Linked DNA regions of Homo sapiens: region 1 is linked to region 2. The links are chromatin contacts, found by Hi-C or POLR2A ChIA-PET in ENCODE. All regions are on one chromosome and are shown on one strand. The core of a region is the stretch at or near the end of the contact, and the rest is flanking DNA. Distances in the headings are between cores, read along the strand shown.

What was found. Hi-C counts contacts between places; a loop is a spot of excess contacts on that map. ChIA-PET counts read pairs that join two places held with the same protein, here RNA polymerase II (POLR2A).
Region 1: a map of chondrocyte shows a loop between it and region 2 (3-fold over the local background). The contact joins the promoter of LINC03107 here to the promoter of LINC02185 in region 2. A Hi-C loop is called at or near these places in 1 of 168 maps with a recorded cell type or tissue (chondrocyte). POLR2A ChIA-PET finds 5 or more read pairs at or near these places in 1 of 52 experiments (GM12878).

Annotation. Positions count from the first base shown.
Region 1 is chr16:14,426,712-14,430,153 of GRCh38, reverse strand. LINC03107 (long intergenic non-protein coding RNA 3107) reads left to right here and starts at 1,433. Exons shown (of 2, transcript XR_007065002.1): 1 at 1,433-3,442.
Region 2 is chr16:14,014,722-14,017,988 of GRCh38, reverse strand. It overlaps LINC02185 (long intergenic non-protein coding RNA 2185), which reads left to right and starts at 1,971. Exons shown (of 3, transcript NR_110909.1): 1 at 1,971-2,127. It also overlaps a transcript of MRTFB not described here.

The DNA.
Region 1 (3,442 bases), core at 184-2,683, 410 kb before region 2:
TGTTTTGTTTTTTGAGATGCAGTCTCACTCTGTTGCCTAGGCTGGAGTGCAGTGGCATGATCTCAGCTCACTGCAACCTCCACTTCCTGGGTCCAAGCAATTCTCCTGCCTCAACCTCCCAAGTAGCTGGGATTACAGGTGTCCGCCACCATGCCCAGCTAATTTTTGTACTTTTTAGTAAAGACGCGGTTTGGCTGTGTTGGCCAGGCTGGTCTCGAACTCCCGCCCTCAAGTGATCCACCCACCTTGGCCTCCCAAAGTAGTGGGATTACAGGCGTGAGCCACCGCGCCCAGCCCGAGTGTGTGTGTGGTTTTGTTTTGTTGTTTTTTGTTTGTTTGTTTTTGAGATGGAGTCTCGCTCTATCACCCAGGCTGGAGTGCAGTGGCACAATCTCAGCTCACTGCAACCTCCATCTCCCAGGTTCAAGCGATCTCCTGCCTTAGCCTCCCGAGTAGCTGGGATTACAGGCATGTGCCACCACGCCCGGCTAATTTTTGTATTTTCAGTAGAGACAGGGTTTCACCATATTGGCCAGGCTGGTCTCGAACTCCTGACCTCGTGATCCACCAGCCTTGGCCTCCCAAAGTGCTGGGATTACAGGCCTGAGCCACAGTGCCCGGCCGAGTGCGTGTGTTTTTAAAGTGTGCATCATTATTACTGAACAGCAACACCAAGAGAGTCTCACGGTTCCTGTGTGTTCCCACTTGGACTATTTTGCAACACTCCTCTTGACGTTGAAAAGAAAATGCTATGACACTTGGTTACTGCTGAGGCGAGGCCAAACCACCCTCTCCAGACCTGGGAAACCAGTGAGTATTAAAAATAGTTCAATCTTTTTCGCTACTTTTTAAAAAATCTCATGAGTTCAGCTGAAATCTTTTTCCCCCAAATGATTCATGGAGTAAATCAATGTGTCTGATTTTTGCCGAGGAGGGGAAATAGGACACCTGAAGGCCAGATCATGTTTCCCCTGGTTGTGCGCCATCCTCTCCTCCAAGTTGCCTGATCCTGCAAACAGCAGTTCCGTTTGTCTTCAGTTGCCTGCTTTTTCTAGTCATGCTGTGAACTTGAACTTGAGAAAGCTTGATGCTGACTGGGCCTGGTGAGAACGCTACATGTTCAAGTTGAGGGTCTTTTTAAATGGAAATCTTTTTAGACTGGCTCACGCCTGTAATCTCAGCACTTTGGGAGGCCGAGGCGGGCAGATCACTTAAGGTCAGGAGTTCGAGACCAGCCTGGCCAACCAACATAGCAAATCCCTGTCTCTACTAAAAACACAAAAATTAGCCAGGCGTGGTGGCGCATGCTTGTAATCCCAGCTACTTGGGAGGCTGAGGCAGGAGAATCACTTGAACCCAGGAGGCGGAGGTTGCAGTGAGCCAAGATCATACCACTGCATTCCAGCCTGGCTGACCAAAAAAAAAAAAAAAAAAGTTAAAAAAAAAAAGTTTTAGACAGATAATTCTTGTCAAAAAAGGACAACAAATAAGCACCCTTTTTTTTCTGTTTTAGAGGGTGAGGTGGGGAACTTAAGTATGTTTCATAAGTAAAGAGTGAATCCTCACGGTGATTTTTTTTAAGCTTGAAAACATAGGAAAATGGTAAATCAGAAACTTGAAGCCAGGGAGCCTTACCTGTGTGTGCAAGTGTGGACTTGAGCAAAGGGAAGCCTTAGGCACCTGTGCCAGGCCCATGCAACTTTTCCATGGACACGTCTTCCTATATTTCCAATAACAACCAGAGAACCAGCTACCCGCCTTTTGATGCTGTCCTCTTCCTGCAGGAGGAAGGGTAGGGGGACAGGATTCTTCCACCCAAGTGCCCTTGCAGGTGTCTAAGCCTGGGTGGTGGATTCTTGGTTCCTGGCAGGCCTTGGAGGGCAGGCAACAGCCAGACTGCCAAAAACACCCAATTAGATTGAATGTGGTTCCCTAGTTGTGGCTGTGGGTAGGGAGGAAAGTTAAGTCTCTTCACACATCTCCTCTCTGCACGCTGTGGTCTAGTTTGCACAGCCTCTTCTTATTCTTAATAACCCAGAATCTGAGAATTTAGAGTCCTTCTTGTTACTTAGGAAGGACTAATCTTCCCCGGCAGGTTGTCCTGCATTTGTTGAATGGGGTAAAAATTGCATAGCATCTCGAGTGCTGTGCCTACAAATTACCTTGATAAATGATTGTGACTCAGCAAAGCTTAGGCTTTTGCCCTAGTTTTGGAGGCTGGGGCTAACTAGAGAAAAAATGGAGGGTCTGTTGGGTGTTTCTGCTGTTTTTACAAGGCTTCATAATTCCCCATTGTCTGCGTGTGTGTGAATCAGCAAGTGGTTCGCATCCTGATTGGGTGGTGTGATGGGAGCACCCACCTCGCAGAGCCTCAGAGCCCTCATTGTCTCCCTTTTCCATTTGCTCATTCCTACTTTGGCCAGTGGCACCCTGAAAGAGTTTTCATTAGTAACAGTGTTGAGGAAACCACCCATTAGAGGCAGCGGGACTACACTGATCAGCATGTGGGCTGGGTGATTGCTCAGATCTGAGCTCAGAGCTTGCTGTGCTGCTCACCAGATGTGTGAGCCCGAGGATGCTGTCCCGGCTCCCAGCCTCAGTTTCCTCACCTGTGGGACTAGACGGGACTAAACCAGGGGGAGAATAGAAAGCACCCACGGGTAGTAAGTGCTCACCGAGGCATTTCCCCAGATTCCTGCCATTGTTTACTTACACTGGGAAGCACCCACAGCCTCCTCCTGGAAAACACACACCCCCTGCTCTCAAGAACTTTCCATTTTAAAACAAACTTGCCCTCTGGTGTGTCATCCTTGCTTTCTGAAAGTGAGTTTTCTTCTCCACGCCACTGTGTGTTTTTTTCTGATAGCAGTAGGGACTGTGTATTGGAGCTCAGTCTATGGGAAGCATTTTGTACTCGACGTTTAGGCACGATTATCCCCATTTGAAGATAAACTGAGGCTCAGGCGGGTTCAGTAACCTGCACTGGAGGTCAGGGTCAGTGGCAGAGCTGGAATTCAAGCCCCAGGATGTCCGACTGCAACGCCCATGTGCCTAACCACGATTTGATACCGTCATCCAGACGAAGGACATCACGGGGTAGGTAGATAAAGATAGAAGGAGGTGGGGGTGCCCAGCAACTGAGGGTGGCTGGGATCCCTTCATAAACCCGGCTCATCTGTGCAGAGCGTGGATCCTTCTGGAGTCAGTGCACCTGGTTGCGGCCAGAATCCCCCCTTCCCACTCTGTCCGTCTATAGCTCTAGAAATAGAGTTACACACATACCTGCAACTTGCGCTTTCTGCATGCCACAGGCAGCCATTACACTTGGTCCATCTCTTAGATTATTCTTAAGAGAGAGCTTCCAGGAACGGGGATTACAGCACCAGGAAGCAGAAACATTTCAAAGGCTCTTGATACATGTGGCCAAACTGTTTTCCAATTT
Region 2 (3,267 bases), core at 722-3,221:
GCACTTTGGGAGGTCGAGGCAGGAGGATTGCTTGGGGCCTTGAGTTCAAGACCAATCTGGGCAACATAGCAAGAACCCATTTCTATAGAAAAGTTTTTAAAAAATTAGCCAGACATGGTAGCACATGCCTATTGTCCCAGCTACTTAGAGGCTGAGGCAGGAGGATCACTTGAACCCAGGAGTTTGAGGAGGTTGCAGTGAGCTGTGATCACACAGTGCACTCTAGCCCGGGAGAAAGAGAGAGACCCTGTCTCAAAAAAAAAAAAAAAAAAAAAAATATATATATATATATATATATATACACACACACACACACACACAAATACACACACACACACACATATATACATATATATATATATATATATATATATATATATATATATATATATATACTGTAGTCAGTCAGTTCTCTTTTCGTTGCAAGGGACACAAAACTCATACCATAGAGGTTTCACACGAACAAACACAATTTACATTTCATATAATGAAAAAGCTCAATAATTCAGGCACAACTGGATTCCAGAGCTCAAGTAATAAAATCACAACTCTGTTTCCATTCATCTCTTGTTCCAGTTTTTGCTGCAGGCCATTCTCCAATTCTCTCTTTCTGCTGTTAAGAAGACTGCAGCAGGCCGGGCGCGGTGGCTCACGCCTGTAATCCCAGCATTTTGGGAGGCCGAGGGGGGCGGATCACAAGGTCAGGAGATCGAGACCATCCTGGCTAACATGGTGAAACCCCGTCTCTATTAAAAATACAAAAAATTAGCCGGGTGTGGTGGCGGGCGCCTGTAGTCCCAGCTACTTGGGAGGCTGACGCAGGAGAATGGTGTGAACCCGGGAGGTGGAGCTTGTAGTGAGCCGAGATTGCTCCACTGCACTCCAGCCTGGGCAACAGAGCGAGACTCCGTCTCAAAAAAAAAAAAAAAAAAGAAGAAGACTGCAGCAGCTTTGGCCCAATATCAAGCTAGGTTCTATTTGAAAGGAATATGATTACATCTCAGAAATGCTTGTAAAAGTCTTGTTGCATCTCATTGGCCTAAACTAAATGACATACTCAGAGTTAAACCAATTGCTTATGATGAAGGGAATGTGATGATCTAATTGGCCAATTCTGAATCACATGTTCACATCTGGAGCCAATCAATACCATCCCAACCACCATACGGCCTGGGAATAGGTCAGGGTCTTTTTTTTTTTTTTTTTTTTTTTTTTGAGGCAGAGTTTCCCTCTTGTTACCCACGATGGAGTGCAGTGGTGTGATCTCGGCTCGCCGCAACCTCCGCCTCCTGGGTTCAAGCCATTCTCCTGCCTCAGCCTCCCGAGTACCTGGGATTACAGGCATGCGCCGCCACTCCTGGCTAATTTTTGTATTTTTAGTAGAGACAGCGTTTCTCCATGTTGCTCAGGCTGGTCTCGAACTCCCGACCTCAGGTGATCCACCCACTTCAGGCTCCCAAAGTACTGGGATTACAGGCGTGAGCCACCGCGCCCAGCCTAGGTCAGAGTCCTTTAAGGGAGGTATGAAAGGACCACAAATATCCATCATCGATAGTTACTGATGGAGGGTTATCTACTATGCCTTGGAGAATTGAGTGGGACCCACCTAAAAAAAATCATATTTAAAACCACTGCAAAAGTTGCAAGTTCCATGTCATTTTTTTTTTTCTGACTGGGAGGAGCCTTATTCCAGGGTCTTCTAGGTGTTATTGGTCAGATGGTGACTTGATTGCTGCTCTCTAAATAGAGCTTTCACATCCGAGATGACTCTTCTAACTTTCTACAGAGCTCCCACATCTGTTCCTTCATTTGATCTAAATTTAACAGCATTCCTATGAGTCAGAGAAGTGAAGTAACTTGTTTACAGTCACACAGCCAAGCCAAACTTCCTGCCTCCCAGCTTACAAACAGAGCAGTGGGTCCACCCATCTTGATCCTGGGGTACTGACAAGAAATATTTTGGAGAAGTTAGATAGGGTAGAGGCAGAAGTAGACGCAATTAAACATGAAGGATTGTGAAGGCAAAAGATGAACCAGCCAGCCTAGTCTCTGGATGCATAAGCTCCAAGTGTGGAGGAGACCCGGAGAGAAAAGCAGACTGTTCTCTGTGTTTACCTGTAAGCACAGGTAAGTACAGAACCTTCTGGGAAAGCCCACTGATTTTGGTGGCAACAGCCTTCTTCAAGTGAAGACAGGAGGGAGTGAGCCTGCATCTTTAAGGATCACACAGTCTCATTTTAATTATTAAGTTGCTGCATTATTAACCGATCAGCTGTGTGCGGCAGAAAACCAAGGGTCAGAACTCCAGGGCAACGATCCATTCCTGGTGCCACCTCCAGCCCAGTAGTTTCGAACTCTTCTCGGGGCCCTTTCAGAACTTGATGAATGATAGCGAGACTTCCTTCCAGAAAAGCGCAAAATTTGTCTGCAATTTCAGGATTCGGCTAGGAATACGGCTGCAGGTATTTCCTGCCGGTGTGTTGAGGGGCTTTCCACATCCGGTCTCATGGAGTCCCAGGTCCCCTATATTTCTTGGTCTCTTTCTGAGTAATGATAACTCCTAAAGGTGGATGCAGGGAGAGGAGGAAGGGGAAGAGATGAGGAGGTAGGACTTAACAGCACAGGCCTGAATTATTTGGGGAAGAGAGGAAAATAAAGTTCTCTTTGCTGAATTGCCTTGCACAAGGCACTGGTCAAACAGAACTCTAAGCGGATAGTCCCACGGATGAATGTGCATGCCTGTGTGCATTCGTTTCCAAACTTCAGCCATGCAGAGACACCTCCAAGCCTTTTGTTTCATTTCACTTGCATTGTGGCTGTTTCCCTTTAAAGCAATACACTTACACTTACATTTCTTTCCCAGGGAAACTTTATATTACTACCAGACATGTAGAGCCGCAAATGTTATTTGAAAGGGATTAAACACTCAGAAAACCAAACAATAGTATGAAATCCTAGCTAGCCTCGATAACTGTCCTTCACTCTGAGCCCCAAGATGTACTTTCTATTTAAACAAAAAAAGAGGCAGGGTGTGGGGAGTGTGGAGGTGTTGGGGGATGAGAATAGCAAGGAAAAGAGATGTTAGACACCGAACTGAGAGTTTTTTATTTTTTATTTTTTTGAGATGGAGTCTTGCCCTGTCGCCAGGCTGGAGTGCAGTGGCACGATCTCAGCTCACTACAACCTCCGCCTTCTGGGTTCAAGCAATTCTCCCTGCCTCAGCCTCCTGAGTAGCTGGGATTACAGGCACCCACCACCATGCCCGGC